Linked DNA regions of Homo sapiens: region 2 is linked to region 1. Evidence: chromatin loops called from intact Hi-C (ENCODE). Cell type or tissue: dorsolateral prefrontal cortex. All regions are shown on one strand.

The links. Peaks named below come from ENCODE experiments on the same cell type or tissue, not always from the same donor. Only the 100,000 strongest peaks of a DNase experiment are listed, where the experiment ranks them.
Region 2: it touches region 1 in a loop (2.8-fold over the local background); 6 of 110 quality-filtered maps call a loop at or near these places.

Annotation. Positions count from the first base shown.
Region 1 is chr10:118,591,808-118,596,807 of GRCh38, forward strand. PRLHR (prolactin releasing hormone receptor) reads right to left here and starts at 3,841. Exons shown (of 2, transcript NM_004248.3): 1 at 3,709-3,841; 2 at 1-3,443. The coding sequence starts at 3,437. The coding sequence ends at 2,325. RefSeq lists enhancers at 2,800-3,608, 3,609-4,417, 4,418-5,000. In dorsolateral prefrontal cortex, CTCF peaks have their summits at 2,762 (motif pointing right) and 2,963; DNase peaks (open chromatin) are centred at 2,754 and 3,944; H3K4me3 peaks cover 2,532 bases; H3K27me3 peaks cover 4,461 bases.
Region 2 is chr10:118,667,674-118,672,673 of GRCh38, forward strand. No RefSeq gene overlaps it. Among named protein-coding and RNA genes, the nearest start is that of PRLHR, 75 kb to the left of the region's middle. In dorsolateral prefrontal cortex, no CTCF peak of the experiment used is centred here; DNase peaks (open chromatin) are centred at 786, 1,534, 1,948 and 3,185; H3K4me3 peaks cover 1,097 bases; H3K27ac peaks cover 2,276 bases.

The sequences.
Region 1 (5,000 bases):
TGCCTCAGCCTCCCGAGTAGCTGGGATTACAGGCGTGCGCCACCACGCCTGGCTAATTTTTGTATTTTAAGTAGAGACAGGGTTTCAACACGTTGGCCAGGCTGGTCTCAAACTCCTGACCTTGTGATCTGCCTGCCTCGGTCCCCCAAAATGCTGGGATTACAGGTGTAAGCCACCATGCCCAGCCCTAGAAAGGATAATTCTTAAGGTGCTTAATCTTGGTTGCACATTAAAATCCCCTGAAGTGCTTTGGAAAATGCTAGTGTCCAGGCACCATCTCAAATCAACTAGACTCTTGGGAGGAGAGCCCAGACATCAATTACAAAAAGAAAAAAAAGTTCCCCAGGTGATTCTAGGAGCAGCCAGGGTTGAGAACCAGTGATTCAAACCTTCCAACAAAGAGCCGACGATGAATCAGATCCCTCCCCAAATAATCCCTCTCCTTCCCCTCTACCATCTACACTCTCCACACATGACCATCAAAGGAACTCTCTGAGGAAATGAGAAATGTCTGGCCCTGAGCCTCCCAAGTAATATAGCTGCTGGAAGCACAGGAGCCAGTCCTCGGGATGCCTGGGAGATGAGCTTATCTGGGGCAGGGGTGGGTTGCACTATTAGCACACAGGTTCTTTGTTCTCCAATCCACGGATGAAGCTCAAGTTCATTTAGCACCATTGCCAGAGGTAACCTCCATACCCATCTTTGCCTGCCTTTTCCTTTCTCCCAAGCCAGCCTTTCCTACCCTTTACTGTGTGCAAAAAGTCTAGCCCTGTAACTACTAAAGATTCCTATGCCAACCAGCCCAACCGTGATCACTCCCACTCCCACCATGGTTGTTGACATGAATGTAATAGGATTGAACCCTTGTCATTCCCATATCATCCCTCTTTCCTTTCCTTTTAGGGCACATTTTAATGAATGAATTGAGCTTATTTCTGAATAAGAGAAGCAGGAGGAGGTGAAACAGTGATTCTTGTGTTCAGTGAGCTGGGAAAGTAGTTGAACCCTACAGATGGTGACTGAGTTACTGGGAACACAGAGGCTGATCTGACAGCTGGATATTATGTATCATTTCCCAAGACTCCTGCCCTCACTGCCCAAGTTGCTTTTCCAACAGTGTGGAGACCTTTGTCCCAAGGCACTTGTCCTCATTTACAGAACTCACAGGAGGTTAAGGTGATGATTATCAGCCTGGTATCATGCTCCACAGTCTTCACCTTTTCCCTTAACCCTGGAGGTAATTAGTGTTTGATCTACACATCATGTGGGTGGTAGCTTATTCTTCTGTTCTGTCCTTAAGTAAACTTCTGCCGGTCCTTGATTTCTGGGTTGATCATGTTCCAAGAATCACTACAGAGCAGGTGCTGAGCAGTCAGATGACAGCTGTTGATCTGTTGCAAGTGAGCAATTAGAGACTGCAGGAGAATGCCACGCTACACAGTTTACATTGAGTATTCAGAAAACCAAATATTTGAGTGCCCACTTTGTGGCAAACACTGAATGTGTACCCACACATACACACACATACACAAACACACATACACAGAGGATGTCTGTCCTTAGGTACAATTGAATGACCTCTTAAGTGAATTGGACCTTTTCCTCTTTATTTATCTATCTCTTCATTGACTAATTCGTCTCATCATTTTTAAATAGTAGTTGGGGAGGAAAGGGGAGAAACAATAGCAAGACCTTTCTAAAGGGAGCTTGTAGGTGTTTTTGTACTATAAACTCAAGTGGTTTTAAAACGAAACCCTTTTGGCATATAAAGGTCTTACTCAGGAAATGCTGAAATCCTAGATGTAGAGTTTTAATACATATTTACCTGAAATTCTAGGAATGCAAGGGTTCAAATGGACTAAGCAATATCATGGTACTCTCAGCTGGGTCCTTTTTCTAAAGGCAAACTGAAAATCTTTACCAAGCCCAATGCATTCCTTTTAAATCCCATTCATATTGTTCATTTCACCAACGAGCAGGAGGAGGGGACGCCAGGAAGGCAATCGTGGTTCTGAAATACTTTTCTGAACGTGGAGAAAAAGTTTTGTTTGTCCTTCAAGGGCATAAAGAAGAAATAAGAAATCCTCTTCCCTCTCTTTGGCCTCCCCCAAGCAAAGAGCAAGACTCTCACCAAAGCCCGCTTAACATTTTACAAACACACAAGGACAAGACAGACAGCCGGACAAGAGGGCTGGGCTGGAAATGTTGCCCTATGTTGGCTTAGCTAGCTCTGGTGCTGAGAATAAGCACCAGATTGACCTCGAGTGGTGCCCTAGGAGGCCAGTTGAAGTGGAGCTCCTTGACCAAGGCCTGGCTAAGTGGCATCAGATGACCACGCTGACGGTCATATTCTGGCCATGGGGGGCTATCTTGCGGGGCCAAGCGACCAACAGTTTGCGCAGCTCCTCGCGGAAGCTGTCGTGCAGCCAGGCGTAGATGAAGGGGTTGTAGCAGGCCGAACTCATGGCGAGCCAGTGGCAGAGCAGCTGCACCAGCCCAAAGGCGTAAGGGTCGATGGCGTGGGGGTCGAGGTCCCGCAGCAGGTTGAAGACGTGCAGCGGCAGCCAGCAGACGGCGAACACCACCACGATCACCACCAGCAAGCAGAAGGTGCGCCGGCGCCGAGCGCGGTCCCAGTCGGCCTGGCTCTGGGTCACGCAGCCCGGCACCACGCGGTTGCGGAGCTTCACTGACACCCGGACGTAAGACAGGAGGATGACCAGCAGAGGGAGCAGGTAGGTGACCAGCAGCAGCCCCCAGGCGTAGAGCTGGCGCTGGCGCTCCTGGGAGCCCCAGAACTCCTCGCAGAGGCGCACGTCGTGCGGCTTGAGCTCCACGTGATAGGTGTGCACGGCGGCGGGCAGCGCCAGCACCGCGGACAGCGCCCAGATGGCCAGCACAGCGTAGGCGCTGAGGCGCAGCGAGATGCGCCGCCTCAGCGGGTGCACCAGCACGACGTAGCGGTCCACTGCGATGGTGGTGAGCGTGAACACCGACACATAGACGGTGACCGGCTGCAGGAAGAAGACCAGGTGGCACAGGCCGCCGCCGAACACCCAGCCGCGTGGCTCGAAGGCATAGGCCAGCGTGAGCGGCACGCAGGCGGTGCACATGAGCACGTCGGACAAGGCCAGGTTGCCGATGAGGAAGTTCGTCACGTTGTGCAGCCGGCGCACCCGCGCGATCACCAGCACCAGCAGGCAGTTGCCCACCAGCCCCACGACCACCACGACGCTGTAGAGCAGCACGATCAGCCCCTTCAGCTGATGCACCAGCTGCAGGCTCTGGAAGGGCGTGACGGCTGGAGCGTCCGCGCCAGCCACCGACCCGTTGCCCGCCGAGGCCTCTGCGCTCTGGTTGGCGGGAGTTGTGACCGCCGGCGGCAGCCCAGAAAATAAGTCAGAAACCCTGGGGCCCCGAGTGGTCGATGAGGCCATGGCCACCTGTTCAAAGGTAATCAAAGTCCGTCACTTCCCTTGCCATACTCCATCCGACCTCCTACACCAGCCGCGCCCCTCCCCCATCGCCTGAGTCCTCCCTTGGGAATAACCGGCCACAGAACAACAGCAAAAGTAGCAAAAAGTGTTGTCCTCTCACCTCTGTAAAATAAACCTAAGCACGGTTAGAACATACGGTTTATTTAAACGCTTCCGCCTCTATTTACGGTCCTCGCAGTCCACGCAGGCAGACTCAGGAGCGCGATCCTACCTGGGAGTGGGGTTTGGAGAGCGGGAAAGCACTCGCGGGAAGAAGGGGCAGAATTTCTGCTGGCCCTCGGTAGTCCTCTGCCCACGTCGGTGATCCGGTCTCGCTTCTCCGCGGGAGCTGAACGGATCCAAATGTTTCCCAGTGGGCTAGCAGCTTCTTAGAGGGACTGGGAGCGCCTCCCCTCAGCTCCGCCCCCCACTCCAGCTCCCATGTATGGAAAATAGGGGTGGAGCGCGCTCTGCCATGCTCGGTGCTTAGAGAACTAGTGAAGAGGACAGTGTGGGGAGGATGGAATCCGAAACGGGAGGAGGGGCCGGCAAACCTGGCCAGAGCAGCGAAGAGGACGAATCTCTACTGCAGGAGCTTGCACGGCCCCTGGAGGGTCAGGGTCCGGAGGAGCGCACAGTGGAGGAGGGCGGAGGAGAGGCGCGAAGCGTCAGGCTATCGGGAGGAGCCGGTGCAGTCTTAGGAGGGAAGGAGCGGGGAAGGAAGTAGCGGTGGGAGATTGCAATGCAGCTGGGGGCTTGAGAGAGGCACGACTGACCCGTTCTTAAAGGCTGGATCCTGCCTAGCGGCCAGGTTGCGGAGGGCAGAGACGCTAGAGGGCTCGGGCTGGGATTTAACAGCAGAGCCTGGAGCTGGTCGCGGACCTGAGGACCCTCACCCTCCCGTGGCCCCGCCACACGAGCCCCCTGCTTGGCTGCAGCGCGCTCAGCGGGCAGCGGGTCCGGCCAAGCCAAAGGCAGGAGTCAGCACCACGGACAGCTTCCGCTGGATCTGCCGCCCCTCGGGCGGATGATGTGGGGAGGAGCAGGGGAAAATGACTAGGGAATTCCTGCCCCTCTCTGGATCCGGGTGTTTGGGGAAGGAACCTGGTCCGGTTCAAAGACCTGCCTCGCTGCCTGCTTTCTGGGCTGGGGCTGAGAAGAGTAGGGTGGAGTGGAGGCAGCTGAGCCGGGGGCCTGGGGGTCGGAGACTCATGACTTTTGCTCCTCTTGGTGGTCACCGCACTCAGTGCCAAGGACGGCGTCGTCTTTTACCTCCCGGGGTCAGAAAATGCAGCTCTCCTGCCAGTTATTCTACACAGGCACACTTCAGTCTGGCCCAGCGACTCCCCGGCTCACCCTTTCTCTCGCTTTCTTTCTCGGCTACCGCGACCTGTGCCGTATCTGGCTGCTTCTCCCAGCACAGAGTAGTTCCTGGACTGAGACTTGACCCCTCCCTCCTTGACTGAACACCCACAGGCCTCTTCTCTTCATTTTAGGATTTTTTAAAAATACTGGTAATTGCAG
Region 2 (5,000 bases), 76 kb after region 1:
TGTGGTGAGTCGAGATTGTGCCATTGCACTCCAGCCTGGGCAACAACAGCAAAACTGTGTCTCAAAAAAAAAAGAAAGAAAATTGTTATTTGGGAATAGAGCACTGCAATGGGAATACACACGCCATAATAAACAGTGTGTGTATTCAGACATGCAAAGGAAGACAAAGGTTTTTAAAGGTAAAATGAGAAGGATTATATAATTGTTTTGAAATAATTGTCCTTGGCTACTAAGATCAATAACAAGGGTGACGCCAGTCCAAGGTTGGACAGGCAGTTGCTAGGCAGATGTCCTTGCAGAAGTATTTGTTGTGTAAGGTTGTGATAGCCTTTGTGCAAGGTTGTGGGTTTGCAGGCTTTTGTGATACTTTTTGTATCCAAGGCGTCCAAGTGTGAGAACACTTCCTTCATGAACTTCCCCGGCTCTCTTGTGTTTTCAACACAAGAGATTCCATTTTGATTGACAACTTTCATACAATATAGAAATTAGAACCTGAGACCTAATCTAGCCCACCTGTCCCCACGTGTGGTGGGCCCACCATGCACAGCCAAGTCACCTGGAGCATGAGGCTGAAATGCAGGTTTCTGGGCCCTGCTCCAGACCTGCAGACTCAGAATCTCAGGGAGGTAGGGAGGGGTGGGGAGGGTAAAAGCTGCATTACTGACTAGCTCCCTTAGTGACAGTTCAGCACGCTGATGTTCAGGGATGCCCTCTTCTTGCCAAGGAGAAAACAGAAGCGCAGTCTGTTGGCCAAGGGCCCTCAGCCAGGGAACATCAGGACCTGGGGCACAGCTCTAGGAAACGCTGTTGTTGCTGAGAGTGGGGGCAAGGGGCACTGGCCAGACCTGGATTTGTGGGAGGCGGCTGACATGAGGCTCTGGACTTCTGCAGCAAGACGGACATCAGGGAACCTGGGCTTCCAGCAAGCAGCTCTTTTAGCCAGCACAGTAGATGCACTCCAGGTGGTGGGGTCTCAGTCCAGTGGGGTCTTCAGGAGAAAGCAAGGCTCCTAGGCTGGAGTCTAGTTTCAGGTGGGGCTGTGATTGGGGTCTGGCCATCGTGGTTCTGCCACCTACTGGCTGTGTAACTCCGGGTACCTCTCTGAGCCTTAACTCCTCGTCTGAAAACAGAATAATCAGAGTACCTACTTCTTGGGGTAGCTGTGGGGTGGGGCATGAGATGGCACTGGCTGTTCAGTGTTTGCCTCTCAGGTCCTTCTTGACTCCTTGGGGCTGAATTTATGTTCTCATCACTCCGTTTCTGAGCAGATGAGGAAGAAGGAGGGTGGAACTCTAGCTCCAACTCTGCTCCCTGACCTAAGTATCCCAACCCCTCCCAGGTTGGGGACAGAGCCCTTCCATCACGTAGCTCTCGGTCCCACCGGACTCTTTGCTTAGGAAGAGGCTGCCTGCCCCCATCGTGGTTAGGTGCTAACTCATTCTCTGCTTTATCTATCACATCTCTAACTGCCCATCAGAGCCCATTAGACCAGAATGAGACTCCCAGGGTGGCCGCAGAGCAGCAGCATTTCAGCTCATCAGAGGAAGCTGCCAAATGAGCCAGTCTGAGCAGCATTTGGGGGTAGATGTTCGCTTCCTATTAACAGGCTAAATTGCGGAAGTGGCTCAGAGTTTCATTCCCACTGTGCCACTCCCTGGGGTCTGCAGCGTGGCCTGGGAGAAAAAGGCACAGCCTCGGGGTCAGACCCGAGTTGGACCCAGCTCTGTCCCCTGGTACCTGAGGGACTCTGGATAAATTACTGGATTTCTCTGAACTCCACTTATCCCATTTGTAAAACAGGATTAGAAGCCCCGCCATGGGACTGTTTTGGTCATTAAATGCCAATTTGTATATAAAGTGCTTAGCGCAAGCCTGACGACAGAAACACTCGGTAATTGAAAGCTACTGTTTTTCCACAAGGACTTCCTTTCAGGGACCGCAGCCTTGGACGGAGGCCTGGGTACAGATTTAATCAGATGCAGGCGCTCCGGATTACCATGGAGATCGTCTAATCTAATACGTGGAGGCTGCTCAGTGACTGTTTATTGAGTTAAAAGAAAACACAAATCTAATTTTAGCCCAAAGAAGAGAAAGTTAAAAGGGAACTTGAACAGGCTTTGGCTAGACAGTATAATAATTACTGCTGTTTTTTTCAATACTTACTAAGTGATAACTGTTTTCCTTTAAAGAGAAAAGTCATCTAAATAATCATAGCTACTATTATTGTCTGTAATGTTAGTGCTAACCCATTTCTAGTAGAGGGCACCCCCAGCTTATGGGTGGGGGATGGAGACTTCTGTAGGCAGAGACAGAGTTTTAGAGGCCTGTGCTCCTAACCAGCACCCATGCTGAACCCCGGAAAGATGATGTGACAGCATCCAGCTCTCACTCCTCTCTGTCTCACTCAGAGGAAGGGGACAGAGAGGCGGCAGCCCTCCAAGAAGGCAGATGCCATGGTGCTGTCCCAACAGCTGCTGGCAGTGTCAGAGGGGACGGCCCTGAGGACAATAGGGGTCCTCAGGGTGGGGGTGTTGCCAAAGGAGATTAACATTTGAGTTAGTGAACTGGGAAAGGCAGACCCACCCTCAATCTGGGTGGGCACCTAGCAGTGCCACCAGTGTACCCGATGTCCCCCTGGAGTCAGATAGCCCTAGTAGGACACAGCAACAAACCTGGCATGGAGAATGGAGGGAGCAGCAGCACAGACCCCAGGGACATGAGAAATAAGATGCCAGGCACAAAGCAAGGACCTGCTCAATAGGGGCCTCATTTAGAGAACAAAAACTGAGGCCTGAGATTCAGTGTCCTGCTCAGGACCCAGTGAAGCAGGGTGGGAGCGGAGGCTCCCTTCCAGCAGATCCTGTGACCAGTGATCAGAGGACCACCCTCGCCCCTGCCCATTCCAGCCATTAGAACCTGTGGTGTGTGGGCAAGGGTCCCCAAACAGGGCCCGTCACCTGCCCACCCACTCCCAGAAGGCCACCAGTGCTCTCACAGGCTGAGGGCCAGGGCCAAAGCTGCCAGGCTGGCCCTGTGAGCTCCTGCTGCAGTGGCGGCAGAAATCCACCTGCTGCAGTCTGGATATGGGAAATGCATTTTTCACCCCATCAGGCATCAGGGCGAAAGCAATTTACAAATGGTCAGCTGGGGGAGAGACGCGGCCAGCAGTGTTTTGTAGTCCATTAAAAGGTTTGGACCGGGGCTTTGAGAGATGTGCCAGCAACTGTGCAGAGGCATTCATTCACCAGACCCTGCTCATGCAGCTCACTTTGGAGCTGGGCAAGGACCCCCGGGATGCCAGTCAGTGTAAGAGGACACCTGGGTTTCTCTGCTGGTGGGTCATCGGGGATCAAGGGCTCTGTATTAGTTAGGGTTCTCTGGAGAGACAGGACTAATAGGACAGATGTATATACGAAAGGGAGTTTATTAAGGAGTATTGGATCACACCATCACAAGGTGAAGTCCCACAATAGGCCATCTGCATGCAATCTGAGAAGCAAGGAAGCCAGTCCGCGTCCTAAAAACCTCACAAGTAGGGAAGCCGACAGTGCAGCCTTCAGTCAGTGGCTGAAGGCCTGAGAGCCCCTGGCAAACCACTGGCATAAGTTCAAGAGTCCAAAAACTGAAGAACTTGGAGTCTGATGTTTGAGAGAAGGCAGCATTCAGCATGGGAGAAAGATGAAGGCCAGAAGACTCAGCCAGTCTAGTCCTCCCACATTTTCGGCCTGCTTTTATCTAGCCGTGCTGACAGCTGATTAGATGGTGCCCACCCAGATTGAGGGTGGGTCTGCCTCTCCCAGTTCACTAACTCAAATGTTAATCTCCTTTGGCAACACCCCCACAGACACCCGCAGGAACAATACTTTCAACCTTCATTCCAATCAAGTTGACAATATTAACCATCACAGGCTCTTAGGGACTGTGTCCCTGGGCACTCTACCCCAGGAACTCTAGACTAAGGATCAGCCTAGACAGTCTCCCCCTTTTTTTTCCTAAAGAGAAAATGCAGAGGGAAGAAACCAGCAAGCCACCATCTCATAAATGTATTCATTTGTTTACCACTGTTTTAGAAATGCTCAAAGCAGCTAACGAAGACTTCACTTATGAGGAAGGGATTACATGCAAAGCAAGAACACACAGGGGATCCTCTGGGGGTCTTAGGGCATGTGGGCTGCAAGCGGCAAACACTGACTGTCACCCCTTACAGTGAAAAGGAAAGACCATTGAGGTGCTACAGCCTTTGGAAGGGTAAGGATCAGACAGCCCCAGCACCAGCTCCGGGTGTCTCTGCTCTTGGGAAGGGCCAGCTCCTGCCTTTTGAGGACTTCAAATTGCCCCATACATAATTCCAGCTCCAGGAGAGGGGCCTGATTGGCTCAGGTACATTCCCATCTGCTAGCTGAAGAAGGCAGGACGCCTTCACCAGCAGTCCCTGCACCTACCTCCGCCCAGGACTATGTTGAACAGACAGAAGCAGTTCCCCCAAGAAAATTATATAAAGAAGTGCAAATGGCAGCTGAGCAGGCCAAAGCAACAGTGTTCACTACCATGGGCCAGTTTTTTTTTTTTTTTTTAATAGATGAGACTGGAAGTCAGAGTGGCTCAGTGACTTAATAATGGCGGAGCCAAAATTCTGTCTGATCCGATTCCAGGATGAGCTCTCCCTGCAATAGCATTCAGCCGCCTCGAGTATATCTGACCTTGGCCTGAGTCTCCTTCTCTCTGAACAGCATATGATGATTAGCCACTTGATATGGTCTGGCTGTGTCCCCAGCCAAATATAATCTTGAATTCCCCCATGTTGTGGGAGGGACCCAGTGGAAGGTGACTGAATTAGGGGAGCGGGTCTTTCCTGCGCTGTTCTTCTGATAGTGAATGAGTCTCCAGAGATCTGATGGTTTTAAAAATAAGAGTTTCCCTGCACAAACTCTTTGCCTGCTGCCATCCATGTAAGACGTTGACGTGCTCCTCCTTGCCTTCCACCATGATTGTGAGACTTC